Linked DNA regions of Homo sapiens: all the other regions are linked to region 2. Evidence: read pairs that join two places in POLR2A ChIA-PET (ENCODE). Cell type or tissue: MCF 10A. All regions are shown on one strand.

Region 1 (8,000 bases), 72 kb before region 2:
AACACCAACCTACTCCACAAGCTCCCTCTTGGATAGACTTGTCTTGGCTAGTGCAAGACACGTGCAAAAGGCCACCGCTAAAAGGGGCAGGTGGTTCTTGAGATGAAAACTGTTTTACAACAACAGTACGGTTTCCACACTTAATAAACCCTTAGCCAGGTGCAAGTGCTCAAGTTCACAAATCCACTGGCTGTGCAGTTCCCATTTAGCCATCACACACGTGTACACAGACTGAGACACAAACTACATGGAGGTATATTGTTAATGCATGTCACAGAGCTTTGGATCTGGGAAATGAAAGAGGACGCTCTGTTGTTATTACTGAATTCCCTACACATTAACTCAATTAACTCCTGTGCTAGACTAACACTTCTAGCTACTGTGTGTGCGTGTGCGCACACACACACGATAGTGCTTTGAAAGCATTCAGAGTTCTCAAGTCCACAACATTCCAAATGTCTCTTTCCCTGCAGAGAGAGCTGCAACTGGAGAAAATAAGGACACCACTTCCTCATATAAAAATTCTAGGCCCGGCACAGTGGCTCATGCCTGTAATCCCAGCAATTTCAGAGGCCGAGGGTGGATCACTTGAGGTCAGGAGTTCAACAACAGCCTGGCCAAGATGGTGAAACCCCGTGTCTACTAAAAATACAAAAATTAGCCGGGCATGGTAGTGGGTGCCTGTAGTCCCAGCTACTCAGGAGGCTGAGGCAGAGAATTGCTTGAATCCAGGAGGCAGAGGTTGCAGTGAGCCAAGATTGCGCCACTGCACTTTAGCCTGGGCGACAGGCGAGACCCTGTCTCCAAAAAAAAAAAAAAAAAAAAAAAAGATTTCATACACGTCAATCAGGGCAGGAACCAGGAGAAAGCCATAATGGTGACTTCCTTGGAGCCAACACATGCTGCTCACCAGCTGTGGGCTGTGTGTCCTTACCCCCTTTGCTCACTCATTCAGAATGGTTTCCTCTTAATCACAATAATCCCAAAAGTGCTAAAACATATCAATCGTTGGGTAAGCCCTGCCTACAAAGGGCCAGCCGGCTGGCTTTTATGGTCTTGTCCAACAGCAGCTGATACTTCATTCAGTAACAAATCCAATTTAGCAGTTACAAGAGGTTTAGCATCCCTGAAAAAAATATTGGGGTTGATCTGGCACTCTGAAGTCAGCAAATGCTCCACTGCCATATTGCTGTGGAGATTTTTCTGTCGTCATATTTGGATGTCTATAACCAACTGTCTCGCACCTTCCCCACCCCTGCCCCCCAATGATTTGATGCTGGTGGTGGCAACAATTTAATCCCTGGATTAAAAAATATAGGCAACAAATCACATGTGGAAACTGACTGAATAATGTGATTTTACCATCATCCCCTCAAACATAAAAAGGGGGAGGAACTGGCTTTCCTTTTCAAACAGGAATTTCTAACACGTTGAAAGAAAAAACTATGAGGAAAAGGTGATTTTACTCTAATCTCTGGACTCTTAGTTCTTAAGAGGAAAAAGAGATAAGCAAATGTGAAGTTTTTAACCTTGGATTAAAATTTGTCTTCTTAAAAACAATGGCGGCACTACCATAAAGACCTTGTAACTAAATTATTTACATTTATTTAAACATTAAAATGCTAAAACAAAAAAAAGCTTTAAGTCATGATGGGTGAAAATAAGAAACTGGCATAAAGAAAAGTTTCTGAATATTTAATGTACATTCTTTACAGTTTATATAAATTCAAGTTAAAAGAATCTCCAAAGAAAATAACTTGAATAATTTAGCTATAAGAGGACTTCACAACCAACAAAATGTCATTTTTAAGCAACAAGGTAATTTATAAAGTAAAAGAAAACGGAAATGATCTAATAGGAACATGGGCTGATTATTCCTTTAATATTAGGCTTCGTGGTCAATGGTTGGTTATTTAACCCGGCTCCAGTTTTAATAACAAAAAAGTGACCACAGAAACATCTGATTTTTAAAAAGAACAAGTTTTCAGCGCCATAAATGAGATGCATGCAATTATGGCTGGCAAGACATCAACAATGAAATATTCCATACATGGAGTTATTTCATGTGGTTTTAAAACTTTATTCTTTTCTCTAGACTTTTTAAAACACAAACTGAAAAGTAAAACAAAATAAACAACCAAACCCTGCAGATTTGAAAAGATTTAGCTTTTGTGAATAACAATCCATTAGATTAATATTTTGTCAATGTCACTTGTCACAACAAAAGCAGCAGCATTTATAATTTACTCTAAGACTGGTTTAATTAAAATTCAAAAAACCACAACAAAGCTATATTGAATTTCATTTCCCGCATTGTAATTACTTACTTCGTAGCTGACTATAAACAGTATTTTATTACATCCACAAAAATGCGTTTAAAAACTAACAGTAATTCGTAGACACTGGAAGAACTGAGGGAACAAGTCCTGTCACTTCTACTTTGAATAGAGTGCTACTTTCTACTTTAGTGTGACATAAGGAACGAGGATGCATGATCTTTTCCAATCTGAGGGGATCTATAGATCTGACAACATTACCTACCCTTAGAGCTGGGCTCGGACTCCTTGTGAACACAGATTTGGCAGAGCAAGATCTATGTGCACCCTCCCAAGACCAAGAAAGGGCCTGACTTGGCTCAAATCCAACAATGAGACAATAGAGGCTGCCAGGCATGATGGATGACTTAAAGGACTTAAAACCACCATTTGCATCCTCCCAGATAAACAATTAGCTAGAAAAAAAATTTTTTTTTTCCTGGAAGCAACTTCCAATGCTGTTACTCTGCCTAGCAGAATAGAGTTAGTTTAGTGAAATTAGAACAAAATTTGAAAATGTCTCAGACAAATGTTCTTAAAGTATCTCACTGGAATTAGAAGAAATAAACCATTCATTTTAGATTTTTTAAGTTTAGAATTTTAAAAGTTAGAAAAGGCTTTGATGCTTATAACTCTCTTAAAGTTAGTGTCAGAAGGTTTTCAATATATTTACTTAGTTCATTTTTGTATTCCTTCTTCCTTCATTTGAAATCCATGTAATTCTTAAAGGCAGCATAATAAAAAAAAATTCACTTATTGGACAAGGCAGGCAGGCATAAACACGATTTAAGCATGAAAAAAAGGAAACGGCCTTCAGACATGCTTGCCAGATAAAAATCAGTGGTTCTGAACCTGCATACAAGCAATTTTCTGGAGCTCATGAAGACCCAGGAGAGAATGCTTGAGAAACGACAGAGAAATCTCTTAAAAGTCACCCTGCATTTCTCTAGAATGAATTTACAGGACAGGCTAAGAGTATCTCCGGAAGTTCACCAAGCCTCCATTAATAAATGAGGCAGCAGTGTGGTTTCCGTGGCAACAGACTCCTAACTCCCGCAAGCTTAGTGCACAACTGCCAAAGATTTCTCCTCAAATCTCAACTTCCTGTTTCCAGGTACTGACAAAACCAAACATACTTTTAAGCCCAGGGAAACAGCAACAGTGTAAGGGTTTTCAATAGGTATTCTCGTAACGGTGGTTTGGTCAAAAGTGAGGTGGACTAGGCAGCTCCATCTTGCTGCAGAGATTTGGAGAACACTTTTAAAGGGAGCTAAGAGCCCCCTGAGAACGTTCAGTGAGTTAAATACATTTGCTGTAATATTATAATGTGTTATGACAAGCTATATATCATTATAATAGGTTCCCATGATTCACATTTGCCTGTTTTGTTTTGTTTTGTTTTGTTTTTTTCCTCTGCTCTGTGGAAATGATTTGGGGGTTTGGGTAAGCTTGATTCAGAATTCGGCACATGAGGAAAGCCGACTACATTTCTTTAACATATGTAACCTTGAGGTTTATAGGAGAGGTCACGATACATTTTAAAAGAGACCTTCCCAGACTATTTCATATGAACGGGTAAGTGTGGAAAAGTACAGACGCTAGGAGTCTGCCATTAGCAGTCACTGACTCTAGGTAAAGTTATCAGCCTTTGTGAGCCTCAGTTTCCCCAAAGGTCTCATACCCTATAATGCTATGATACCACGATAAGCCCTAGCTACTTTTACATTCCTTCCAAACACATGCAGAGAACACCAGAAAGCACTAGTGTGCTTCGATTCTCCATCTCCCATTTCCCTCTAAACACTGAAGGAGCTAAGCTACCAGGGTGCAAACTGAAGGAAGATGGCATATCTCCCAAAAAATGCAAGTAGCTGAAAGAAGGGCAGCTACCATGACAGCAGCCTGGAGGGGGAATGTGGAGGGATTCTCAGAAAAGCCAGAGAGAATTCTAAACCAACCCCTCCAAGAACAGCATGAAACCGACATTCCCCATTGAGTTTCCCTTGGAGAAAAATAATCGAGAAAAACTGTACTTATTCTTTATGCTAAGGCAGCGAACACACTTCCTAACCAGCATCCATCCCCACCATCTCAGGAGCTGCACTCACAGCAGACAGAGACTCTCTTAAGCCAGTAGCTTGCTAAGCACCGATTATAGGCATGGCCTGGTGGGGACAGCTAAGAAGACCAAAGGAGGGAAAAAAGACAGCTCTTCTGTACCCACTGAGCTTACATTCTATCCATGGTGTATAAGAGACGCAGGTAGGAAAAGAGGCAGAGCCACAGAGGCTACATATTTTTCAGGATTTCCCTTTTAAATTCTGTTCCTTTTCCCCTTTCACCTATGAATAAATCTGGGTCTGTGTCCCTCTCTGCATCCATAAAATAATGTAACTTCCCACATGACTCACACATGCACTGCCCTTAGCGTATTTTCATGTTAAAAGGCTTTAGCAGACAGTAACAAATTCCTGACAGCTACAACTGATAACTTGAGATGAGAAAAAGTATTCCATTTCAATTTTCAGACAGGTCTGGCTTGGGAACAAACCAGCTGAAGGACAGGGAGGGCAAATTTCCAGTACAACTCTCCCTATAAAAGCAATAAAGTTACTACCAATGGAGAGCAATCAAATATCCACCAGAACTCTGAAAGCCACTGGGTATCTCATCCCACTCCACTCACAGGGGCCCGTGCAGAAAGCCACCATTTGCATATAAACTTCCCTATGAAGTCTATGCCTTAGTTTTTCTACCTCAGAGAAAAATGAGAGGCTTCTGATAGGAATGGGGCCCCTTCAGCCTCGAGAGAAGATCTGCAGAGTTGGGAATATCTATTAACATAGACGGCACTTCCAAACTGCAGGAAGAGCACACAGCCGAACCCCAGACCTAGGCCCCCAGGCTAAGACACGGCCATTTATTTCGTGAAAGTGAAAATGAGTAAAAGTTAAGTGAAAGACTATTACGCAGAAACGATCAACCCCAGTACATGAATTTGGACTGACCTCTTTACAATTTAATTATAGGAGGTTATATTTACCAGCACAACACTGAATATGGCCTCTTAACTCTCACAAGCTTCTCATGGCTTCTTCTGACTCCCCATCCTTACACAACCATTCCATAGTGAAAACATCCATCTCTCAGACTCATCCACCTTCCACCCTTCTTGCCTTGGCCCGATTTCGTTTCTGGTCTTTTTTTTTTCTTTTTTTTTTTTTTTTGAGGCAGAGTCTCGCTCTGTCGCCCAGGCTGGAGTGCAGTGGCGCGATCCAGGCTCACTGCAAGCTCCGCCTCCCGGGTTCACGCCATTCTTCTGCCTCAGCCTCCCAAGTAGCTGGGACTACAGGCGCCCGCCACCACACCTGGCTAATTTTTTGTATTTTTAGTAGAGACGGGATTTCACCATGTTAGCCAGGATGGTCTTGATCTCCTGACCTCATGATTCACCCGCCTCGGCCTCCCAAAGTGCTTGGATTACAGGCGTGAACCACCGCGCCAGGCCCGTTTCTGGTCTCTTAAAGCTGCCTCCGAACTGTTTTCCTTACTTTCCATCTGTTCCCACTCTCACCCTTCCTTAAGGCTACAACCAGAAGGATCTTTCTTAGATTAATGAGTCTTACCACATTACCTTCAATGTGGGCTTTCTATCATATAGTCCCCTACTACACCTAGAATGCCAACTCTTGTTGCTGCCTGCAAATTTCTATTCATCTTTTAATATCCAACTGAAACAAACCCTTCCATTACGCGAAGTTAGTGATTCCCTGGTCGTGCTCCTTACGTTCTGAACCTGCTCTGATAACCCCCGCCACATTCTGGCATCACTTCTTTCCCAACCAACATCTCTACTACTCCCTAAAGTACTACTACACGGCAGGAGCTTTATCCTGTAATTTCTGTTACCTCAGTCCCCAGGACACAGCCTAGCACCTGGGACATAATAACTGTTAACTGAATGGACAGGCCAGAAACATGTGGACAGAGTGGATGCAGTATTTCTTTCTGAAGCTCGTGATCTTCAAAAAGAGCTTTGTTTTTTGTTTGTTTGTTTTGTTTTGAGACAGAATCTCACTCTGTCACCGAGGCTGGAGTACAGTGTCACGCTCTTGACTCACTGCAGCCTCCACTTCCCAGGTTCAAGCAATTCTCCTGTCTCAGCCTCCCGAGCAGCTGGGACTACAGGCGTGCATTACCACACCCGGCTAATTTTTGTATTTTTAGTAGAGACGGTGTTTCACTATGTTAGCCAGGCTGGTCTCAAACTCCTGACCTCAGGTGATCCACTGGCCTCTGCCTCCCAAAGTGCTAAGATTATAGGCGTAAGCCACCATGCCCGGCTCCCAGTTTTTTTTTTTAATAAGTAAATTGGAATGAAAAATATTGTTTTGAGAAAAAAGAATATTTGGGAATTGTCCCAAGTCTATGAAAAACAATGCTCAGAGTTCTGTCCTAACTTGCTTGTGTGGTGACGTGTCTTTTGTCAAAAGGAATTTATAAGTCTGTTTCCCCAGTTTGAGCGGCACAGATTTTCTGTTGAGAAACCATTTTATGTCACGTGTGTGGTTTCTCATCCAAGCTTCCTAATTGCAAAATATTATCACTCTATAACCAACAAGCAAACAACGAAAATATTTTTAACTGTACTGCCTGGGCTTAGAGAAACTCTCTTAGAGACTTTAATATTAGAGAATCAGAAATGTTTGGCTCTAGAAAACACTTTAGAGACAATTTCATCTAACAATTTCAATTTTGCTGATGACAAAATGAAAGCAAAAAGAAACCAAAAGACGTGCACAAGGCCACAACACTTGTGGGTTTACTAAGAATATCCTGACTCTGAAGCAGTGCTCATTTTAAAACCAATCTATAATAAACTTTTGTTTTACATGAACGTTTTACTTAAAATGTTAAAATTTATCTTCAAAGTAATCCCATCATTAACATTTAGTAAACACATGAAACATGTCTTTAATTTGCTGCCAGTATGATTTGAATCCAAAAGTATTCTTAATTAAAGAAAACCAATTCAGATATATTTGGAATTTATATCTCAGAGGCTATTCTGATCACAATTACACAATCGAAAAGTAAAGGTTGGTTTTCTCCCTTAAAGGATCAAGGGCCTAGGGATATTCTTGGAGGCCATGTAGCATCGTCCACATTAAGCATTATTACCCAAGGACAATACAGTGCTCCAAATGCCCCTAAAAAGTAGAATCCTATTTGTCACACATTTCTCCTGAGTGTATTACAAGTTTCACAAAAGGAAGTCCCGTATTAACACAGAACCCAGAACTTCTGTTATTAGGTCTCATGAGGATGTGTTGTAAGTCATTAAGTGACAGTATTGTCTTCAAAATCCCATAGATTAGGCTGGGCACGGTGGCTCACACCTGTAATCCCAGCACTTTGGGAGTCCCAGGAGGGCAGATCATCTGAGGTCAGGAGTTCGAGACCAGCCTGGCCAACATGGTGAAAACCAGTCTCTACTAAAAAAATACAAAAAAATTAGCGGGCGTGGTGGCAGGCACCAGCTGCTTGGGAGGCTGAGGCAGGAGAATCGCTTGAACTCTGGAGGCAGAGGTTTCACTGAGATGAGATCGCGCCATTGCACTCTAGCCTGGGCAACAAGGGCAAAACTCAGTCTCAAAAAAAAAAAAAAGAAGAAGGAAGAAAGAA
Region 2 (8,000 bases):
AAGTTTTGCTCTGCTAAAAGTTCTTTTGCTTTGCCCATGAGAAAAGATGAAAAGATAAGCTACAGATAAGGAGAAAATCTTTGCAAACCACATATCCAAAAAAGGGAGTTGTATCTAGAAAAAAGAATTCCAAAAACACAACAGTAACAACATAAACCCTCCAATTAGAAAACGAACAAAAGACATGAACAGACATTTCACTGAAGAGGATATACAGATGGCAAATAAGCACATGAAAAGATGTTCAACATCGTTAGTCTTTAAGGAAATGCAAATTAAAACCACATGAGGTATCAATTACACACCTATCACAATGAAAATAAACAATGGTGATGACACCAAATGCTGGTGAGGATGCAGAGAAACTAGATTGCAGGTGAGAATGTAAAGTGGTACAACTACTCTGGAAAACACTTGGGCAGTTTAAAAGAAAAAAATACTGAATGTACAAATACCATATGAGCCAGCAAATGACACTCGTGGGCATTTATCCCATGTAAGTGAATACTTAGTTTCATACAAAGACCTATACGTGTATGTTCACAGTGGATTTGAAATGCCTGAACACTGGAATCAGCCCAGATGCCCTTGAACAGCAGAATGGTTAAACAAACTGTGGTACATACACACCACAGAATACTACTCAATGATAAAAAGGAACAAACTTGATACACACAACCTGGATGAATCTCCCGGGAATTAAGCTGAGTTGAAAAAAAGCCAATCCCAAAAGGTTCATGTAGTCTGATTCCATTTATATAACATGTTTGAAATGACAAAATTTTATAAACAGAGGACAGATCGGTGGTTGCCAGCAGTTAGGGAGAAGGGCAACCCGGGTCCTGTGGTGTTGGAGCTGTTCTGTATTCTGATTGTGGCGGTGGAGACATGAACCTGCACAAGACTAACACACAACAAGTAGTGTACACAACTTAGTACGCACACACAAACGAGTTCAAGTAAAACTGGGAAAATCTGAGTCGTATCACTGGGTTGTGTGGATGCCAATATCCCGCTTGTTGCAATATTACACTCCAGTTTTGCAAAATGTAACCATATTGGGGGGAAATGGGCAACATGCATAAAGGATCCCTTTGGGTATTATTTCTTACCATTGCATGTGAATCTACAGTATCTCAACAAAAATTTCAAATAAAAAAGAAAGTAATACTCTCTGCTAATACTCACTGCTGAGTAGTTCTTTTAATCATCCCTGTCTGTCAATGATAACATCTATACTGTACATCTGTACTAAGCTTGCTCTACTTTTCAAAAGCCCACAATAACCTTCATTTGAGAGAAGCAATGAGGCCCCCTCTCGGCCCTCCCCCCATCCTCCTCCATTCTGCATCAGAGGAAAAGAGGCTCCTTTCCCTTTAAAGTCTCTTCTGGGTTTTGCTCCATCAAATACATCCTCAACTCATAAATTCTTTTCCCCAACTAACCAAATGGCCAAGTGTCTCCCCTGTCCTAGAAAAAGTCTTCTCTTAATTTGTTCTGCCCTTCAGGATACCGTGTCTCCTTCCATGCATGGTCAAACTCTCTGAAGACCTGGTCATGGTAATGTTCCCTCTAGGTAGAAAGTGAACATAAACTGAAGAATGAAACTAGCGTCATTCATTTCCTGCACCAAAACCTCATAAAGACTGCTTCAAATGTTAGCCTCATTCTCTGCTCACTTGTTTATCACTCTAAAAATGTGGTCCTGTCTTCTTGGACCCAGACTGCAGCTAGCCCAGCAGCTCTCAAACCTGGCTGATCACCCAAATGACTCAGGGAGCATTTAGAAATACAGTTTCCCAGGCCATACTCCCAGATATTCTTAGTCAGTAGTTGTTTTGTCTTTTAAGCTCTTTGAGTGTTTCTGTTGATAGTGAGCCTTGGGAACCACTAATCTGTCTTCCCTTTTCTGAAAAAGGCAATCACTTTACTCTCCCAGTGCTACAGACATTCCATTTAATATCCATGCCAGTTTTGCCCTTGATAAATTGTGAGCCTGGGCATCACAGGCCATTATCAGATCACTTCTCTGATGATGAGGCTCCAAACTACCCCTGCAACTTCAATCTGACTGAGCTCTAGGCAGGAATTTCCAACTCCTTACAGGTCATCTCCATCTGGATGGTCATCCAGTACATCAAGCATATGACAAAACTTAACTCCTCATTCCTCTCTTCTCTACAAACCTGCTTCTCCTGCCTCCACTCCCCATCTCGCTTAACAGTACCACCATCCTCCCAATGAGCCAGAAGTGGAACCTGAAATCAAACTCCTTCTTTTTCACAAATCTCATCCCATCAGCCAATTCTGTTGGTTTTATCTCTGAAACTCCCTCCTCCTACCAGCACCGCCTGCATCCTAGTGCAGGCCTCAGGCTCTCCTACCGGACTACTGTAACAGCCATCTAACTTGTCTTCACGCCTTCAGATCTAGTTTTGTCAAACACAGGCTGAGACATGTCATCTCTCCTGAAAAAAATGTAATGGCTTCCGTCTGCCCCCAGGATGAGTGCCAGGCACCTTGGCATGGCACTCGGACCCGCAACGACACAATGCTGGCTCCTGTACCCCTCCCCCAGGAGATATTTTCATTTCTAAGCACATCAGGGCTGTGCCCTTCCAGGCCTCCATGCCTTTATCACATGTTCCTTCAGCCAGAATGCCCTTCCCTTCTCCTTTTCCCCAATGGGGCAAGTCTGAACCTGTGCTCCAGAACTTGCCTGAAGTTACATGCAACAGTCCTAAAACTACATACAAATATGTGATTTTTCTGGGGGAAAGGGTCCATAGCTTTCCACAGATTCTCCAAGGGGTGGAAATCCAAAATAATCTATAATCCAAAATAAGTTTAAAAACCGCTACATGATCTTTTTCCCAAAGTTCAAAGTTAGCTAAGTCTGTCTGTCTCATGCTCTCTTTCATTCTCAAACATATACAAGTCAATTCCCCAATCATAAATGATCACACTTTGTGCTGCTCCACTACTAAACCAGGTATATCTCTAGTACAGAATATACTTCCTTCCATATCAATATTGGAGTCATTTGTATTGACTGGCTTGGTTGTAAATGTCAGCTCCACAGCTTATTTACTATGTGACCTCAAGCAAATAACTTGACCTTGCTGGACCTCACTTTCCTCAGCAGCAAAATGGGCATAATTACAGTACCTATATTATTGGGTTGTTTTTGAGGAATAATCAAGATCGCACATCCTATAGCAATGGGAAAGTGCCTGGTATGTTAACTGCTCACACAGGTCAGCTTTTTAAGTTATTTTATGTCTGTTGTCCCCATCACATTCAAAGCACAGTGCAGGCCCTCAATAAATGATTTATGAATCCACATCTTCCTGAATCCCAGGGCTCATCCACTGCCACAGAAAAGCTGTTGGAAAGCATAACTTGGTAATACTTTCATGTTCTTTTCCTTCTACCTCCCTTATGACCAATTCTTGAGCCATCTTTAATTAGCTACTTTGTACCCGGATTGCACATGAGCTCACACCTTGTGCATACACTTTTGCATACCCCCCACACATTAAGCTTCCCAATCAAAATGCTGATGACGCTGGCCCTGCTATTCTCACAGGAACCAAACTATTTCAAAAATTCCCCATTACTCATCTGTTCTGAGCATTCCAGAATTAACCCTTGCTCTGCTATTGTCCATATTTTGTGCAGAAATCTTTTCTATCTCTTCAACTAACATTTGCCAACATAAAAAATAGGGCTTCTTCTTTCTCAATCTAAGATCATTAAATAAACATCTTCCTCTTTTTTTCCTTCTTTTTTTCTAGCCACTTCCTCCCACAGGAGAGGCCCTCAGGGCTTACAGGCTTAATCACCTACGTTCTCTGTTTGAACCATAATTCATCTCCCATAAGCATTTATTCAGCAAACATTACTGACACCTTCTATATTCCAGGCCTTGAAATACATCCTGTGATCGGTGGGGTCCCGGCTTTGGGAGCTTCTAGCCTGTTCTACCACATAGCTGTTTGTTTCACGCTTCTAACCAATTAACTTGAAATAACACCCTGAATCAGAGGTCCGAAAGAGGAAATCAAAGATGCCACATGATGTTCATATGGAGCTCCGAGAAGAACACTTTGCCAAGGCCTGGAGACCCTCCAGGGCTGGGAGTCTATGGCCATTTCCACACCAGGGCTCTGGGGCCTCCACTGACAAAGCCTACCTCCCTGATCCTCAAAGAGCTGTTATGAGAACATACTATCTTATAAAAGGATGATTCTGCAATTTTTTGACCAGTCCTCTGCATCCAGAGGAGTGTAGCGACCACAGGTTTCAGTCTCTTTGCTGTACTGACTAATCAATACATACTCCCACTTACTTGTGTGCACTCTCATTCTGATACCCCCTTGTCAGTTCTGCCACTACCTCATTTAAAAAGCCCTCTTTCCTCTTCTGACTTCTGCTCCTATGAAGTAAAGAAAGATGCAATCCTAAGTCCTATGCTGTCCTGGTGGGCAGGGCACAGGTCAGCAGCGGGGGAGGACTGACTAGAGACACCCTCCCCCTCATCTTCGCTGGTCCTCACAATTCAGGTCTCTGGGGCTGACCAGTAGTCCTGGTATCCCAGTAAGAAAGGGTCCTTCCTTGGAGCTGACCTAAGCAAGGATCCTGAAGACATCTGCTTGCAAAAGGAGAAAGTCAATAGTGGCCAGGAAGATGTCTGGAAGCAACAGCTCTGCCCAGACTGCTTATAGGATCCTAGGGCACTAGAATCTTCCAGACATCCTCCTGGCCACTACCGAGGCCAGGCTTGTGATCTGGGATCCTCTCCGCTATGTTATTTGAGATGATTTCTTCCTGCCAGCAACAGGCCAGGTGCCCTCGACCTTGGTAGCCAAGAATAGGCTTCAAAAGGCTAAGTGGAAGGTGACCATCTTCAAAGGGCTCTCAAACTTCTCAGAAAGCTTTGGCACACAGTCCTGACCTCAGGTCAGTTTCCTGCAAATGAACTTGAGATAGCTCCATGAGGGCAGGGACCATGTCTGTCTGGTTCACTACAGTATCCCTGACAACCCCTAGCACAGGGCTGGAATACAGCTGCGCTGGGGCTCAATACTGATTCACTGGATTTATGTATAACGGTCTCTACCAAGGAAGGAACAAAAGCTCAGTAGAAAAGTCCAAGATGTAGAGTCAGACAGCCCTGAATTTGAAACCTGCTAGCTATACCATTTATATTGGCCATGTGCAAGCCATTTTACCCCTCTCAGACTCAGCTTCCTGTCTATACAGTGAGGATGATAATACCAGCTTCAAAGCATTGTTAAGAGCATTAGACAGAATTGTATGTGGAGCCTTTAGCATAGTGCTTGGCAGAGAGCACTTCTTTGTTTTCAGTTCATAAGCACTTACATACCTCTCACTATATGCTAGATACAGTTCAAACATTGCAGGGGGTGGTGGTGTTCCAGATAACAATTAGTTCATTTAATTCTTCTAATAATCCTACACAGTAAGATCTATCTAATCCTCCTTTTCAGTTGAGGAAATTGAGACAGAGAAGTAAGGTAACTCGATAAAAATCTGATATCTAGAAGTGCAGGGCCAGGATTCATATTATTTATAGAGTCCAGACTGTTAAGTGTTATATACTTCTCTGCCTCTACAGCAAGCAACCAGTGAAGGTTAGTTCCTGTCCCTGCCCTATTTGATTATGGGGTCTATCTGACTGGGATTTTCAGTTGCAAAAGTAACAAATTCAGGTGTTCCCGTGGTTTGCTATCTATTTTGTTTTGTTTTAAACTACAGCCTGCTCCTCTGAAATCCAATTCTGGATAAGTTTGTTGATCAAGAACTTCCCTCTCATCTTGTCCTCCTGCTATCTATCTCCTCTCCCATGATCTACCAGGAAAAGAGTCACACGTAGCTGTGTAAAAACAAAAAATGAAAAAGACAAGCACAGAGAAAGAGAGAGCCCCAGGGACTGAGCACACATGCCCTTAGGAACCAGGTCAAAGGACATCTCGTACCCCTTCTAGTAATCCATAAAAACGACTGCCTACACATAAGGGTGCCCACAGCAGAAGCCACCTATCCACACACAGCCCAAACACATAAAGTCTCAGCTCCCCAAAGACCAAGTTAGCAGAAAGCGAATGAAGCCACCTCCTCCGGTGGCCAAAAACCTCATCATAGAGTTGTCCTTTTTTCTCCTTTATAAGACTGCATTTGCCCTACTGCCAACCACGAACAAAATTTCATTACCAAAATAAATCACTTGACCTTGTTTCTCCAATGGCTCAGGATTAGTGACATCACAAAGCACTCTACAAATGCTCTGAAATATTGGAATAACCATAACCCTTTCAAGTAAAAAACACTCGGTATTTCACTAAAAGACTAAACCGTTTTTATTTTACTGCATGGAATTCAAAAATGCTTTAAATGTTTTCATTTTCAGAACCCTTAGAAAAAAAGTATGCTCTTTAAGGCCTTAAGAAACCCTGACTCCTGGTCTGGTTTGTGTCCCAATTCATGTATGGTAAGATGGGGAACAGGCCAAAAGCCCAGGACAGTAGCTCTGGCCCCACACTGCTCATATGATTCAGTTCTCGAGTGGCTGGGGCCTCAACAGGGAGACTCCCAAGTCAACTGTCTCTCATCCTCCAAGTCACAGGCAGGTCAGAGGCAGCTCCCAGTCAACCAGGGCAGTTCCTCTTAAGGGGTCCAGTCTCCACCACCAATAGTCCCATTAACCACCATGGTTCCCTTCCAAGGTAGCAGTAGAAGCAAAGCTCCTCATGTCGACCAGAGACAGGGAGTTCAGGGGGGATGTTTCCTCCCCAAGGCAGCTGCCTGGAGGTGGGGGTGGCTGCAGGACAGTGCATCCAACGCATCTTCTGAGCCCCAATTAGGATACACACTCTCCCAGGCTGTATACTCCACTTGCTGAAAAACCCACAACCAGTAAGATTGTTCTTCCAAATGAGTTAAAATTCCTAATGCTGCTTGCTCAAAAGGACTGTCCCATTTTAAATCAGGTTAGCCACCAACACGGTCACTAAATGTGCTGCTGAGTTAAGGAGAAAAGAATCCATACATCAAAACCATGCACACTCAGGAAGCACTCAGAATTTAAGTTACACTGGGTACCCAAGACAGGCTAGGCTCCCAAGCAGCACCACATTTGTCAAAACTGACCCTCTTGCTCAGTGACAAGAAACAAAACCATAGCATCACAAAATGGAAGAGTCCAAAGGACCCATGGACATCATCAACTACTTTACTATCTTATTTTACACAGAAGAAAACTGAGACCAAGACCAAGGGTAAAATCTTCAAGTTCATTGTTGATACAGCTACTCACATCCAAAGCTTCTCTTTGTTCTTCTTAGCCTGCTGCCTCTGAGACCCAATTACCAACAAGAGCTCTTATACAATTATTTTCACATAAAAATATTTATATAATTGAATTATAGGCAAATTGGTTAAATCCACCAGGGCTGCTGTCTATAAACTAAAATCTCAATGGAGAACAATACAAAATTGGAGTTGACAAAAGTTAACTTGTGCTTTGAATTATGTTCTCAGCCCCAAAACCTTATTCCTGAAAGGACAGGACCTTTCCCAGTATTTCCTGTGGGAAATGAAGTGCAGTGGTTATGCCCCATTGGGATTTCTAATACTATGCCTTTGTTTTAAATTGAAACCATTTTTGGGTAAGCAAATGAGAGTTGTACAAGGTAGTGTCCCAAGGCTACCCTTCACTACCCATAATAAAATCATCTTCAAAGAAGCTTCAAAGATTAAAATGCTTTTCTCTGCCTTTAAGAAAGGGAGCTGCATTTTCAGGTATGAAAATAAGACCCACAAAGCAAATAGCCAGGCTGAGATGAAGAGACCAGGAAAGATCCAGACATAGAGAAAATCTAGGGCCCTGAAACACTCTTCCCATAGTAGCTGAGATATTTCATCCCCAGTCCATTTCACCAGATACGAAGAGGCTTCCCTGGCTACAAAGGATATTA
Region 3 (8,000 bases), 66 kb after region 2:
GAGTGAGCAGCTGCTGGAATTGAGATTTATATCCCCACTCATCATTCTTGTCCTGTAAGGGACTTTGGGAACTGCCAAAGCAGAACCAGCACCAACAGCACAGATCTCAACAACAGAAAAGAAAGTTCTATGAAATAAAAACCACTGCCACCAGTCAATGTAGCATGAGATTTCATGCTGCAGTCTCTGCAGAGAAAAAATTGTTATTCATTCATATACTTTAGTCCGAATACTAATCAGCACTTCAAGCATCACAACTTTTCATTTAATTTTTAGTATTTCTAACAATCTTCCTGTTTCCTTAAACAGAGTTGACTAGACACAAGTATGATGCTTTGTAAACATCACAATCATACTGTGCCCAGTGTCCTACTGTGCCAGACAATAGTACTGACCTTCCAAAAAAAGAAAGGCAATTAGGGCTAAAGAGCCCAGTTCAATATACCTTTTAAATGTGCCAACTATAGTGTTTATCTTTTCCTGTGTTATCAGCTATCACCCTCTCTCTCTCTAGCAGACACCCTCTTCCCTACTTTCTAGCAGTTTATGCTACAAGAAGCAGAAATTAAAAGGTTAGAATTGCAAAGGCATGAAGAATAAATAGGCAGAGCCTTGAGAGAATCACCTAGGAATGATGTCACTAAGTTTCAGAAGGTGGCCTGAGAGTGAGGTAGTTAAGCTCTGGTGCACAGACTTTGTGAAAACTAATTCAAGTGCCACCATTAAACGTGAATATGTGCCTTAAAATGGCTTGCAGATAGCTCTATCATGTCCTTGGGTGGGGAGATCTTGTTTTTGACACATAGAGGCAGGCAGCTGGCTGAATGCCAAAGCAAACAGCATGAGGAGGAGTGGAAGGGTGATCCCAGGTCTCGGGTCTAGTGTTTTTAAAAGAAGACATCAACTGCGTTCCTCTATAGAAAGTGAGATAAACACCAGCCGCACAAGTATAGCACCACAAGTAAACAAGTCTTCTGCTGGCATCATGCTTCTGAAAAAAAAAAAAAAAAAAAAAAAGTCCCACAAGTGCTATTTCTTTCCCTTAAGCCTTCCGAAAAATCTCCAACTGGCCATCAATTTGGAGAGAGTTTTACAAACTGGAACTCTTCTCCTAGGCACAGCAACTGAGACATACGAGGGTAAAACAGCATGGTGAAAAGAGTGCTAGTCAAGGTCAGGAGATGCCCTTGGGCCTATCACATGCCCTTTCTCAGCTTGGTTTTCTCTTCAGTGTAAAATGGGGATAACACCTGCTCTTGCCTGGAAGAAGAGGCCCATTATGGAGATGGTGAGAGGATATGACTATCACCCCCACTGCCCAAGCTGACTCTCCCACTCAAGCTTGGAACGCTCATGAACCGTAGAAGGACATGTGCATCAGGGCTAGCCCATCTGGCCCGGCCACACCAGAGGATCTTGAAAGTCCTAGAAGGAGCCAGGTAAGAAAAGAGCTCAGTGACAAGTTTCCAATTCAACCACAGCAGGTTGCACCTGGGAGCTCCACTGTTAGCTAGAAATATCAAGGGCAATGTCTTTAAACAACTTTAGCAGCAGAAATCACCCTCTGTCAGAGGAAACCTTATATATAACCACAATATACAAAACAGATAATTTATCTGAATTATGTAAATTACAGTATGTTCTCAAGAACATAGTTTAAATCACAAACGAAGTATGTTTCTCTTTCATTCTGCATACACAATATTCAAAAAATTCTGATTCACAGATAAGTAGTTGCAAATGGTACCTATTTAACCTTTCACTTGCAGCTTCAGGAATCCATTGAATTAAACTAACCCAGAAACCTGAAGAAGTGCAACAGGAAACTTCTCTTTTAATGTAGAATATTTCTTATCAGGAAATACTTGACTTGAAGGGAATGGAAGAGGGGTTTCTTCAACCAGTTCAAAAACACTGTTAAAATGTATCTTATAATTCAATGTTCAGTGAGGTCAGCTCTAAAAATCCCCAGATACTTGGTGCCAGGCTCTGGAACATATTTACGCAATATTTCAAACGAGTCAAATTTATTTTGTTTTGCATATCAAGTTCAAACTAAGTTTCAATTTCATCATTGATACTCTAACAGCCCTTGTAAGCATGGTAAGAAAACAGCCTGTATTGCTTAATGGAACTCCCTCTATTTATACTTTAAAATTGAGCAAGACACACAAACGAGGGTAATCACACTATATTTGAAAGGTTTAGAACAATGGAGTTTCTTTGTCAGACAATTAAGAACCCAACAGTAATTTATCACCTCATTTGAAATATTTGTAGTTCAACTTTTCCTTGAGTGGTCAGCAAAATGTGATGTGAACTAAGAATTATTATCCACATTACAAATAACTCATAAAAGTAAAAAGACAACATGGTAATATAATGTACACTTTGAATATTACATGTATAGCACCGAACTAAAAGGCCATCTACAATAAAGCAAAGTTTGTATATGCAACACACAACTTTTATTAATAGCTTGTACACAAACCATCATTCCTGCAATCTTACCTGCCATTGTGTTCACAATGTAAGATAAAATTTTCTTCACTTATCTATGTGTCAAGTGTTGGAAGGAATTGGTTTTACTCATGTTTGCCTGGCATAAACTCACACAAATGCAAGCAGAATGGTGACAGGTGCCACACCCACACTCCTATCAAGGTGGATGGTAAGAGCAAATGGGATCCAGATTTGGGACTTTCATTCTCCGGGTGAAGCATCCCAGGCCCCTTTCTGCACTGCATCACTCTACAATGACACCGACTATTTTCACGCAGGTTTTGAGGTGAGAACTTGCATGCTACAAGTGTATTTTCCTTTAGGCTGAAACTTGGTGGCAAAATTCTAGGATTCTGAAGAACAAGATAAAAGCTTGTGGTCTGGAAAAATGGGAGATGGTACCAAAGACCTGTTGGTTCCCTAAAACAGAAATCACAAGAAAGAGGATATGCGAATTCCCTGAGTGCTTCTGTCAGCTTAGCTCCTGCCTCATCCCTCCTTCCAGCCAAGCAACAAGTTCAGCTTTAAGAGTAGTATGGCTGTCAAGCCCATTCCATTCTTCTTTCCTTCCCAGAGGATGGAGTCTCTTTCCATTCAATCATCCACTCACTCATTCATTAATCCAGTCATTCCAGAGATAGCCATTGAATGTCTACTTTGCAAAGCACAGAGTTGGGCATACACACGGTGTATGTTTTCATTAGCATAAATTTCACTGTATTTTATTTTTGACAGTGTAGCAATACCCTTCCAGCTAATCTGAAGATGCCAAAAATGAATAAGCAATACCAGAACCAAGACCCAGTTCTATGAATAAAACAGCACAGCACCTGGTAAATGTTAGCTATTATCATCCCATCCCAATCCTTTGACTTGTGCAAGCACACTTTGAGAGCTTCTGCATGCCAAGCAGGATACAAAGATAAAATCCAGTTCCTGCCCTCAAGAGGCTCAGAGAGAGACAATAGGGTAAATCCAACACGCAGACGACAACGTGATTAATGCCAACACAGAGCAGCAGTATGGAGGACTAAGGGAATAAAAGGAAGGCTTGGTTTTCTTATGCTGTTGGAGCTGGGAAGGCTTCTGTAAAATGATGTACATTCCTCTCTTCAGAAAGAAGCAAGAGCTGGACAATAGTTGGGGAACGTCAGGAGTGGCACGCCAGGCAGATGCCGGTGGAAGCAAAGGCACAGAGGCAAAAAGGCTGCTGCAAGTGGCTGAGACAGAAGAACATGGTTGACTGGCCAGGAGGCTGGAAGAGAGAACCAAGACTTTCTCAGCTGTACAGTTACTATGACTGGGGTGAACTGGCCTCAGACACTTCAACTCTGTCTAACTTCTCAGAAGGAAAACAGTGGCCCCTCCGGCAAATTTCACATACCAAACTGAACGGCTAAGATGCATTCTTCCTGTGCTTGGCAGAAGGCTTGTCTAATACATTCGTCATCTTCCTCTAGCCTAGGTATATGGAGGGGAGCTCCCAACACAAACCAAACACAACGCCAACTCAGCCATAAAAAGAAAATAAACATAACCATAAAAAGAAATAAATATATGTATCTCTGACTTGGTAGGAGTCTAGTTCTTCTAACATAACTTTTTCCATGTTCTAAAATCCATGCTGTTTTTTAAAAGCACATCCAGGGCCATTCTGCTTCTAGGGAATTTAGGGTTTTAGCCAATTTGCTTAGAAAATGGTTGTGCAAATTTACACTACCCCATGAGCCTGTGTTTTATAAAAAGAGGTGAGGGGGATCTCCAACTATAGCAGGGAAGAATTTTAATAAAAAGCAGAACTCAAGAGCACAGGCAATAGATGGCTGCTCCTGCAGGTCAATTCATGCTGGGCACCACTCACCAAGCTTTCCAAGGGATGCAATAACTGAATTCCAGTGGCCCCAAATTCACTCATTCCAATGGATATATCCTGAGGGTCTATTATAAACAAAGCACTGAGAATATAAAGATGTGCAAGTCACAGCCTGTATCCCGCAAGGGCTCAGAGTTTAGGAGGAAGAAGAACAACAACGAAGGATGATGGTGAAAGTGGCTGTAAGACACTTATGGGCTAAAGAAAGCAAAGATCCCTCCAGGTAAAGGAGGGAGGAACTCCAAGACAACTTCCTAAAGGAGGTGCTTTAAGAAAATATAGGGAGGCTTGGGCAGGCAAAACAAATGGAAAAGGTCATCCCCATTTCTGAGCACTTGCTATGTGTCACTCATATCTCACAACCAACCAGTGTTATGATAATATCTCCACGTACCGAGCAGGGGAGTCCAGCTAGGGGAGGTGGATTGACTCATCCTATGTTACATGTATTGTCAGTGGCAGAGCCAAAAACCAAAGCCCCCATCCTCTGCTAAGGGAAGCTTTTTTGGGAGAGAGAATGTTATGAGTAGGGCAGCACATTTAGGAAGTGACAAAGATTCCATCTGTGGGATGCTATGCTCCACTGATACTGAGACCACACTGTGGGAGGTCTCAAGCACCAGGCTAAGGGGAATGCGCTCATTGGTTGGGTGATGAAGCAGGTAGGGAGGAGGCTTTGAGAATGGGAGCCCCAGGATAAGATGTAGTGGCTCAGAACAAGTAACCTGGAGCCGGCAGGCCTGGGCTTGAATCCCAGCTGTGGCTCCTAAGAACTGTGCAGTTTTGGACAAGGTACTTAACTTCTCTGTGCCTCCAGTTCCTCATTAAATGAGGCTGATATTACTACCTCCTTCACAGAATTATTGTGAAAATTAAATGAATCACAAAGCAATAAGAACAGTGCCAGTTCACAAGAATGGCTATGTAAGTGCATTATCGGATAATGATGGTGATGATGATGCAGCAAATTAATTAACCTGCTGAGACACAATGGCATTGGAAGATTACCTGAGAGGCTGCCAGAGTAATCCGGGCGAGAGAAGGACGGAAGTAGCTTCCAGGGAATGGGAAGGAAGTAACTGATTTGGGAGAACATGGAAGGGAAAGGGAAATGTTTCACGGAAGCCTGCAGCCTGAAGAAAGGCAGTGCTGCTGGAGGAGCCGCTCAGCCACAAAAGCACTCAGTGAAGACAGAAATGCACACCCAGGTGCATTTCTCTGAGCCTCAATTCTTCTATCTCTAAAATGGGGCTAACGATTCTTATCCTTCTACTCTCGGCATTGTCCTGAGGCTCAAATAAGACCATGAACTTGGCTACGGTACATTTAAGACATAAAGCATTCTACAGATGGAAGTCATGAAGCTATAAAGAGGGAGTGGTGTCGAGGGACTGGTCTGGACAGTGAGCCAGAGAGACAAACTCCACTTAACGTTGTCCACGATGTTCTCAGATAGTAACACGCAGGGTCAATTTCCAACATTCTTACCCTGCACCGCTGTGGCCTGATACCAGCCTAGGACCACTGACACCTGAGCCTGCCATGGCACCAAGGGTTGAATGCAGAGAGGATCTGGTTCAAGGGGCGGCCCCTGAGTGCTGAGAGGGAAACTGACCATTTCTGGGCACACCATGGATAAAGGGAGTACACAGAAAAGTAACATCAGTTGGCTCTATCTCCTTCAGCTCTCCATTTACACAGTCTGTGAGCAGATCAAAGGGCCCTGGAGCCAGCCAGAGAGGGCTGGGGATGAGACAAGCAGCCTGCGAGTGCTGTGGCAGGCAGCTCTGCATCAGTTTGCCTTCGGCTATAACCAAATGACATTTCCTGCATAATCCTGCCACTCTTTGGATAGAATTTCTTATAGAAAGTCATCTTTTTTATGCCCAGTGTAGTCCAGGAGATCATAATGACCAGCAGCTTCTATTCCCTATATAATTTTTATTTATTTTAGCTTCAAAAGGAACTCAGGACTCCCAGCTCTAAGTCTCTTAAAGTCTCTTATCTGGTGAGCCCCACACCTCCCGTACATCACTCACCATTTTAGACTGGAATGGTCCCCTTAACACAACTCCCTTTTCCCACTAGCCTGCAGTTTTTCTTCTCTGAATCCCCACCACCCAACACAGACACTCGCAAACAATGAACTGAAATTTCATAGCATCTTTTGGAAACTAAAGACAGTGAAAACCCACCGGCATGACCCTTCCGATTACTCAACTTTCCCCTTCACTCAGGTAAGACTTCAAGATAACAGCATCTCCTTTAATTAAGCCTACCCTGCTTGGTTTTCCAAAACTCCAATTTCCAAGATCAAAAGAAAGGCAAAATTTAGGCTTGACGTCTAAGTTTTTGTTTTGTTGTTTGCTACAGGTTCTGGAAAAGTAAAAGCCCTAATCACCCCCAACATATAGTGACTAAAATTTAAGACACTCCAGAATAGTGCCTTTTCCCTTCAACCAACTTTTTTGGCTGACTTTCAATAGTTTTAAAGCTGATAACCAGAGGAAGCCTTTATTTAAAGAAAGAAAAAAAAAATCTAAGTAAACAGTTCCCAGTGTTCTCTAAGAAATTAGACTCTAAGAACACAATCTGTCCACACAAGGATAAATGCAGTTTTATTAAAGAAAACACAACGGTCTTACAAACACTCTCCAAATATTGTACACTGTACACATGAAGAATCAAACACAAAATTCAAAGGGGTCCCAGAGGGGGTCTGCTATGGCTTTGCTCAAAATCTAAACTCTAAAGCATGACTGTGCTAGAGCAGAGGAGACTCTGTGCTTTGTCTTTCCCAAAATAATCTCTCTCACCGACCATCACAGCGAGCTAAGGGGAGGACCACAAAATCTGCAGTGGAGCGACTGTGATCGTTCTCAAAACAATTTTTATTGAAGAAGCAGTCGACTGAACTACTTATAATCTACAAAATCAAGTCACTTGGCACCAGATGCATTAAAGGCCTCAAATATTAGGGGAGTTTCATTTTACACCAAATATAAAACTGAAATAAATTAGGAAGCAAAAGCAACAGTATTATAAATAACTGACCAACTCCATTCAAATATCCCACACTTCTCATACCACGGTGAGGGAAAATAAATGAGAGTTAAGAAGCATAATTTCTAGAAATCCTCCTATCATAGAAAAAAAAGTTTCTAAGATCAATGTGGCTTTTAAAAGGGTAGCAGAAACTAAAATATACGCAAAACTCGTTTCCACTGCACCCCACAGGTATAACATCATTTTTTAATTTATAATTTTAGAATGTACTGTATGTTTATGATTTGGTTTCTCTTATTATTTAAACCTTGAGTACCTGGTGAAGAGTTATAAAAATGAATGAAGAGTCTATTCCTGTCCATAAAGTGCACACAGGTTGGGTATTTGTACCTAAAACAAAAGGGTTTAAATGGATGATGCTAATTTATCTAAGGGATCTCTAGTTATGGAAGAAAAAGTCCAAAGTTGTTAAGAGTTATAAAAATGAATGAAGATTCCATTCCTGTCCATAAGTAGCACACAGGTTGGGTATTTGTGCCTAAAACAAAAGGGCTTAAATGGGTGATGCTAATTTATCTAAGGGATCTCTAATTATAGAAAAAAAGGTACAAAGTTCTTT
Region 4 (8,000 bases), 58 kb before region 2:
GTTCCACAGTGCTAAGAAACTTGCCGGGGGGCAGCTTTCCTACCTCTTAATACCTGTTGAGAGCAGTAAATCTCCTGCCTGGCATATCAATTAAAAGTGCAAATATCTGCATCTTACATGCTATTTAAAAACAAGTGGCATATTTCAATAAGTAAAAAATAAGTAAATGTATTATTGTGCAATATAAATATTATAGGCAAACTGAGACTCTACATTTTTTTTTTTTTTTTGAGACAGCGTCTCACTCTGTCACCAGGCTAGAGTACAGCAGCATGATGATCTCGGCTTGTTGCAACCTCTGCCACCCAGGCTCAAGTAATCCTCCCACCTCAGCCTCCTGAGTAGCTGGGACTACAGGCACACGTCACCACACTTGGCTAATTTTTAAAATTGTTTGTAGAGATAAGGTCTCACTATATCAGCCAGGTGGAATATTTTCCTTTGGTAAAACAAACAAACAAAAAACACAACAACAACAACAAAAACACCTCTAGAACCCTATTTTTAAAAACCATTTCAAACAATAATTTCTTGACTATACAAGAGCAAGATTTTTAAGACACAAAGACAATAAGGCAGAGCATCTGCCCTCAAGGAGTTTGGGGGGAATATGTACTCCTCAATTAATGGCAAACAAGGCAGATCTAAGATCAGCTCAGGGCACTGGGGGAATTCAGGGAAAGAAGAAAGCCCTCAGCTGGCAGAGGGGGCAGGAGAAGGACAAGCTCTATAGGAAAGAATTCATGGAAGAAACAAAATTTGAGATGGGCTCTGAAGAAGGGTAAGATTTAGACAGGGCTGGGGAGAGTTAGAAGGAAGAAAACCAGACAAGGAAGGCTTCCTGGAGGAGGAACCATGGAGTGGTGAAATGGGAACCAAAGAAGGAAGAAAGTAAGAAATTTCAGGCAGAGAGAGCTTCGTCTGCCAAAGCAGTTGCTTCAGTGGAACTGAACGGCTGGAACTAGCCTCCACAAGAGCAGAGAACAAGAGAGAAGGAGGGTCATGGGCTCACCATCACCAGCACTGAGGTCCTGCGGCAGATGAAGGGCAGGAGGAAGAAGGGCCTGTCCGTAAACCCAGCCAGAGGGAGGATAGAAAAGGGAAGAGAATCAGCGGATGGGGGCAGAGATGGGTGTCTCCCTCTCCCTACACCTTTTGCTTGTTTTTTCCCTTTAAAAAACTGGCTCGTTTTTCCCTTTAAATAGGAATTACAATGTGAATGTGCATGTGCATGTGCATGTGCGTGTGCGTGCATGTGTGTGTGTGTGATTGCAAATATAACTGACACAAAATATAATTTATATATAATTAGTGTATATACATATATTTATACATATTATATACACGTTAACCAGGCTAACAGATTTTTTTAAAGGATGAGCACGTTCTAGATTTTGTTTATTAAGACCACGTGAGCAGCAGGCACTCAAGAACAAAGGGGCTGGGCTGTGTCGTGTGGGGAGGCTGCAGTCTCCCAGACAAGAGGAGGTCCTGAGAGCCTGGGCACCACTCCCTGCCTGCTTCTAAAAAGGAGGGTCTCTGCAGCCAGATGTAACATGAAGCTACCCTTCAGGAGCTGGTAGGAGAGGCCAAGACTCAAGCTGCCTAAAGAGGTAGCCAGGTTTGGGTTGAGTCTTCCTTAAGGCCTAGGACTCCTTAAGTCTTCCTACTTCTGGGCCCCTTGCTCATCACAACACTGTCCACTGGGATGCCCCCCACTGCCAGCCTTTGTGGATCTTCGTAGGTCAGGTATCCTCTGACCTCACCTGCCAGGTGAGGCATGGTCTTGCCCACTCCCCAAGATGCTGTCTTCCTTTGTTTATTTGGTCTTTGAAACCTCAATCACCTCATGGCTCTCTGAATTCTCTCCTCTTAGCAAGGCTAAGCTCCTCTATTTCCCAATGGCTCGGGGGCTTTCCCACAGCCCCAGGGGTCCTTTGTCTGATGCCCTTCTGGCCTCTGTGTCCATGCACCTGTTCTCCCTCTATCTCTCCACTCCCAAGGCCCAGCTCAGGAAAATCACCTCATCAAACCTCTCTGACCTTCTCAGAAATGTCCCTGCCCTGCTCTATGGACAGCTATGAACTCCTACCCTACCCAACCCATACATGTAAATGTCTTGTGCTGGGTGTTATGGAGAAATAAAGATGGCCTCAACAGCCCCTTGATGCCAACACCCAGGTATTCCTGTCTCAAGAATTATACAAGAGTAAAGCACCAGATACAGTCTTCAGGATACAGCAACTGCTCAATTGCTCAATCTTATAAACACCTGACTGAGTTCACTGGGCCTACTCTCTACAACTGGACAGTAAAAGGCTAGCAGAAGCACACACCATGTATTCCTGCTTCTCCACCTTTCATGCTAACAGTGGAGAGCTCAATAAATACATGGATAAAGGAAGAAAAATGTTTAGCCAGAGGATCAGTATGAGCATTATCAATGTTCCAAGTCAGCAAGAATAAAAAACAAATTCAAGGTCCTTTCCTTCAGTTTGGATTTTACTTCTAAAGGCAAACATTAGGGTAAGCAATGTTTTCTGCATTAGTCTCAGTTGACACTAACTGGTCAGGAGAAACCAGTTGCTCCGAGGCATACTTCAGGGTCCTGGGTGAGCATGGGATATGTCAAGGCCACCTGGGTTGGGAGAGTTTAAGGGATGCTTACACAGAGGGAGGGAGACGTTTGGTAGGCAAGGTCATTTGTTCATTCATTCTCTCACGTATGTTTTGAACAATTGCCTTGGGCCAGCCACCACGGAAAGCTCTGAGAATTCAATGGTATGGTAAATATGAGTCTCTGTCATGCACCTTCTTTAGGGTCTACTGGGTCAAAATCCGCTGGATAAAAATCCTGCCTGCTGCACTTCCGTCTTGGGGAGTTTCTCTGGATCAGAGCCTCTGCTTCCACCACCACTACCTCAATCAGCAATAACAAACCGATGGCTCTTAAGGGCGAGGGGGCTAAAACCACAGAAAAGGAGATGGAAAGAGGAAGCAGGAAATTTTCTTTCCGATATTTAAAAATCCTCACAAAACAGTGAATCTATGCTTCATAAACATTATCATCTGCAGAAATATACACAACAGAATTTAACTAATTTATTTAAACTCCAACTTGTCCCCAAAACAGGCAGGTTTCAAGAAATACGGGGTAAAAAAAAAAAAAATTCAGGACAAAAGAGTCAGGAGTAAGGCTATACAGAAAAAAAAAAAAATGCAAATCAATAAGAAACAAGGACTCCATGCTGACGCCAGTTAAGGAAAAGTGAGTTAGGAAACCATTCGCTTAGATTTTTTGGTTAATAGGTACCATTTAAAAAAAAAAAAAATCACTCAGTTAAAAAAAAAAAAAACCCACACTCCCAAGGGCTATGCATATTGCCTGACTTCAGTTTTGTGAAAACAAAAGCTGTATCTTTAAGAAATTCAACTCAAACATCAGCTTTTGAAACCAAGGTTCAGCAAACAAGAGCCAATAAAAATGCTGTAACTTGAAACCAACCCACACAGCACAAAAAGAAAGGAGAGAGGTCTGCCCGGGTCGCCCTCAACACACCCTTCTAACTTGGTTCTAGAACAGCAGTGCCCAGTTTGCAAGACAAGAAGCTAATTGACTCGAATGTCTGCTGCATAAGCTATAAAATAAGTACATAAAGAACAATATGAACATACAGCGCCATCAGTTACATAAAAAGGCCTGACTGTCCGACGCCACACTGTGCACCGAACAAGCACAGCAATTGTTTCAGCGGGCTGCACGGAGGAAGAATGAATAATTAGCGTCCTTGTGAATCAAGTCTCCACCAGGAAGAGAGCTCCATCCTGCAGCAGTGGCACGGCAGCACCCTCAGCCCGCCAGAGTCAAGCTGGGGTTTTTAAACGTCTTTATTGACAATCAGGATGCAGGCAAACATATTCTTCAGCCAAGTAAACCGACAACTAGCTCCACTGTGGTCACTGCTCATTGGCTGGAACACCCGCTTCTTGTCTAAAGTCTCACCAACTGCTACTTTCCATTACCAGGAAATGTCATTTTCCCTCACTTGTTTATTTTTGCATTGGCTAGGAATACAACAACTTCTGCTAAAGGTGGAGGGGCTGTGACAAAAGCATCCATTTGAGCTGTCCTGGCACAACAGGCACAACACAAGAAGTCCCTAAACGTTTCTTTCCAGAGAGTATGAGTAGAGGGAAGCAAGGAGTAAGTATCTTTGATTCTAGGATTTTTCTCCTTCTCCCATATCACCAGTGTCAAAAGATGTCTCACTTCCTCCTGCAAATGTGATAATAGGAGAGCAGGATGTGTGGACTGTCACTAGGACAAAAACCCACTGAAAAACCACTGGAAGTGTCTGATGCGTTTGACAGTCTGCAAAACAGGCAACATAAAGCAAAGGAATGACCATAGGACCTAGAATCAGTAGATGGGATTCAAATGTCTGCTGTCTCTCAAGAGCTGTATCATTTTTAGCAAGTCATTAACTTATCTGGGTCTTACTTTTCCTACTTGTAAAATAGGGATACTAAGTGTTCTCATCCACACCAACACACCCACCCCAAGCCTAGGGTTGTTGACAGAATGAAATGAGATTATACACAGGAACTTCCTTTGATATGAATATGATTCTATAACTTCATCTATTTGAAAACTCAGAAAATGCTGGGCACAATCCCAGTATCTCATGAATATTTACTATTTGCTTAGCACTGAGAAAGCCCCTAGGAGATGCAGAGAATTAAAAGGTACAGTTCCTGACTATGAAGAACTCATGGACTAGTAAAGTCAGGATATGTAAGTTCAGGGCTAACAAAAACTCAGGCATAGTCCACTGCTGATAATTACTCTCAATGCTTTTCCCTCATCTCACTTAATTCTTCACTACTCAGGAAAATCCACTGAGTTCTATCCAGAAGGCTTACAGCCCTAAAAACAATAACAACAGAATTGATAAGTGGCATCTCTCCAGCACCCAGAGGTATTCTTGGAGACAGAGAGTTGAGAGGAATTCCCTATTGCCCTTGAGTTACTCTATGAATTCAAACCATGGGAGTACAAGAGCCCCAAAGGAAATCATGTCTGAAGTGACAAGAAGAATTTGCTGCCAATCTTTCAATTAAAACTTTTTTAAGATAAGACTCTACATGCAATGCCTAGGAAAACCTAGTTCAGGAACCTCTAGAGTCTGAGCCCTAAGCTCACAGGTCTGAAATCCAAACTGTAATATTACTTAATAATGGGTTCCTATATGCTAGGTACAAAGCACTAAACATTTACACACATTTTTTCATTTGATGCTCAAAGCAACACTAAGAGAAAAGGAATTTTCTTATCTCTATTTTGCAGATGAAGTGAAGGATTTGATGGAGTTAAGTAACTGACCCAAGGTTTGCAAAACCGGTAAGAGGTGAACCATGATTTGAACCCAAACAGGTTGATTTCAAATCCCATGCTAATTTATCACACCGTGATTGTTATATTACTCTCACTTATGTCTATTTCCCACTCTGCTGTTCATTTCTGGAAAATTACTTAGTCACACTGTTTTATTTGCAGGACAAAAACCACTATGGATTCCCCACTATGGAGGACCCAGAGTTGACAGGGAAAGTGTAATCCAAGGTACAAAGTCCCACAACTTTATGTACTTCTCCAAGGAACTATTTTCTCCTGAAAGGTTTGGTGAGTTCGAAGATGTGACAGAGACCTACAAGAGCCCAGAAAGTGGTAATATTTTTGAGTGGTAAGTAAAAATATGTTCAACCTAACTAGGAACAAGAGAATATAGTTAAATAATGTGCTCACTTTTCACCCATTTTCACCCACTGAATGAGCTAGCAAACCTTCTCGAAAAGTAATTTGACATGCTGTGCTTCCAGTTTAATATCTAAGAACTCTTTGCCTAACTCAAGGTCATGAAGACTTTTTATTATGTTGTGCTAAAAGATTTAGCTTAACCTTCTACACTTTAGCCTAGGATCCATTTTGAGTTAAATTCTATGTACCGTGTGCGGTAAGAATTTAAATTTACCTTTTTTGCATGTGGATATCCAATTGTCCTAGCACTATTCATTGAAAAGACTATTGAATTGAATTGCTTTTGAATTGCTTTGGTACCTCTGTAGAGAAATCAATTGACAATAATGTAATGGTTTATTTCTAGACTCTCAATTCTGTACCATTATCTATGCTTACACCACTGTCTATCCTTACACCAGTAACACACTGATTTGAATAGTATAGCTTTGTAGTAAGTTTTGAAACTAAGAAATATAAGACCCCTAATCTTTTTTTCTTCCCTTTCCGAATTGTTTTGTTTATTCTAGGTCATCTACATTTCTATACTGTTAGAAACAGCTTGACAATTTTTTTTAAAAAGATGCATACTAAAATTGTATAAGGATTGCACTGAATCTACAAATCATTTTAGGAAGATTTAACAATATTGAGTCTTCCAATCCATGAACATGGGATAACTCTCATTTAGCAATAAACTAGTCTTGCACTGATTTTATTAAATTTATTCCTCAGAATTGTGTTCATAATGTGGGTTTCAGATTGCTTGGTGCTAGTATGTAAAAATACAATTGATTTTTGTATACTAATCTTTTATCCTGTAAGGTTGCTGAACTCATTAGTCGGTTCGTACTTTGGGGGAATCGGGATTGGGCATGTGTTCCTTTAGGTTTTCTAGTACAGGCTCAATTCATCTGAAAATAAAGAGAGTTTTCTTTCTTTCTTCCCAATCCGGATGCCTTTGATTTCTGAACCTGCAGTACAATTTTAAATATAAGTAGCAAAAGTGGACATCTCTGCCTGGCTTCAGATCTTAACAGGAAGCCACATTAATAAAGTGCATGAAGAAGCAGTCCACCCAAGCTATTATCTTTCTTGAAGACTTTACGAAACAGAACTGGCTAAATATTTTCTTATACTGATGAACCATGATCACATACAAATAAAAAACGTACTTAGAAACTTTAAAAAATGAGTGTGTGTTTTAAATTAAGAACAGAATCAAAAATGTCATCTAATAGATGAAAGATAAAATTACTCATAACAAATATATGAAAAAACAGCACCATCTCATGTAATGAATGCTCGAAGTAGAGAGAAGGAAACAGAAGGGAGGGCAAACAAGGGCAGCAACAGTCCGGGAGAGACTGCAATCACTGCCAGCTTCCGAACAGGCTCCAGGTCAGCACGGTTCTGCCAGGCCAGGAGCCCGGCCCCATCAACCCTCTCTACCTTCTACTCACCCCAGAGTTCAGGACTGGGAGGAACTGGCAGGAATGGGGCTCTAGCAATCTGGCCCCAACCCTCACCCCCATCACCCAGCTAGGAGTAAACTGGTAATGGCCTGGAAGACAAGGAGCCTCCAGTGGGAGCTCTCACTCAGCAATTTTCACACAACAGTCTCTTATCTTAACAAAGCAGCCGGACTTCTTTTTGAAAACTTGGTTCCCGGATGGAAACAATCGGGCAGTATCCAACATTGTTTGAAAGAACACACTGGTTCCAAAGACCTTGTTTTCTCTGAAAGGTGAAAGTTTAGATTCCCCAGCAAGAGGCATAGCTGGGTGTTCAGAATTTGACTGCTGGAGGAAACTGCCAGCTCTGAGGCACCCTCTCTCTCTATCCTATACACAACTTCCAGCCTGGAGCACAGCACCTGCCTAGAATAACTACTGCGTACACACTTAGGCAAGTCTGCAGACAACGGCTGAATATTTACTGTATGCAGAGCCCAGTGTCCAGTGTAGTTATTTTTAATTTCATATATTCCATTATACTATGCAATAAACCTGATAAGGAAGGATGAGTGGAGGAGTAAATAAAGTAGACATTACAATTGGGGATTTCACAGAAAATACTGTTTGAAAAATGACTTCCTCAAGGGATTTAAAATCTTGTGAGAAAGGAAACAATGAAGAAGTTGGAAATGCAGACAGAACTAGAGTTCATATTCTTAATTTTACAGACGTTCTCATTTTCTGGT

Evidence for each region. Peaks named below come from ENCODE experiments on the same cell type or tissue, not always from the same donor. Only the 100,000 strongest peaks of a DNase experiment are listed, where the experiment ranks them.
Region 1: POLR2A ChIA-PET joins it to region 2 with 16 read pairs; 2 of 35 experiments call an interaction of 5 or more read pairs at or near these places.
Region 3: POLR2A ChIA-PET joins it to region 2 with 13 read pairs; 7 of 35 experiments call an interaction of 5 or more read pairs at or near these places.
Region 4: POLR2A ChIA-PET joins it to region 2 with 11 read pairs; 9 of 35 experiments call an interaction of 5 or more read pairs at or near these places.

Annotation. Positions count from the first base shown.
Region 1 is chr11:12,837,789-12,845,788 of GRCh38, reverse strand. All of the region lies in intron 3 of TEAD1 (TEA domain transcription factor 1), which reads right to left. Among named protein-coding and RNA genes, the nearest start is that of TEAD1-AS1, 81 kb to the left of the region's middle. RefSeq lists an enhancer at 1-2,004. In MCF 10A, no CTCF peak of the experiment used is centred here; DNase peaks (open chromatin) are centred at 2,638, 3,348, 4,718 and 6,818.
Region 2 is chr11:12,765,770-12,773,769 of GRCh38, reverse strand. All of the region lies in intron 3 of TEAD1 (TEA domain transcription factor 1), which reads right to left. Among named protein-coding and RNA genes, the nearest start is that of TEAD1, 95 kb to the right of the region's middle. RefSeq lists a silencer at 1,674-1,968 and an enhancer at 6,231-6,730. In MCF 10A, no CTCF peak of the experiment used is centred here; DNase peaks (open chromatin) are centred at 2,539 and 3,559.
Region 3 is chr11:12,700,132-12,708,131 of GRCh38, reverse strand. All of the region lies in intron 2 of TEAD1 (TEA domain transcription factor 1), which reads right to left. Among named protein-coding and RNA genes, the nearest start is that of TEAD1, 30 kb to the right of the region's middle. In MCF 10A, no CTCF peak of the experiment used is centred here; DNase peaks (open chromatin) are centred at 821, 2,061, 3,891 and 4,771.
Region 4 is chr11:12,824,011-12,832,010 of GRCh38, reverse strand. All of the region lies in intron 3 of TEAD1 (TEA domain transcription factor 1), which reads right to left. LOC107984313 (a long non-coding RNA gene) reads left to right here. Exons shown (of 2, transcript XR_001748136.3): 1 at 1-4,204; 2 at 5,348-6,747. Among named protein-coding and RNA genes, the nearest start is that of TEAD1-AS1, 95 kb to the left of the region's middle. RefSeq lists an enhancer at 3,052-3,690. In MCF 10A, no CTCF peak of the experiment used is centred here; a DNase peak (open chromatin) is centred at 3,500.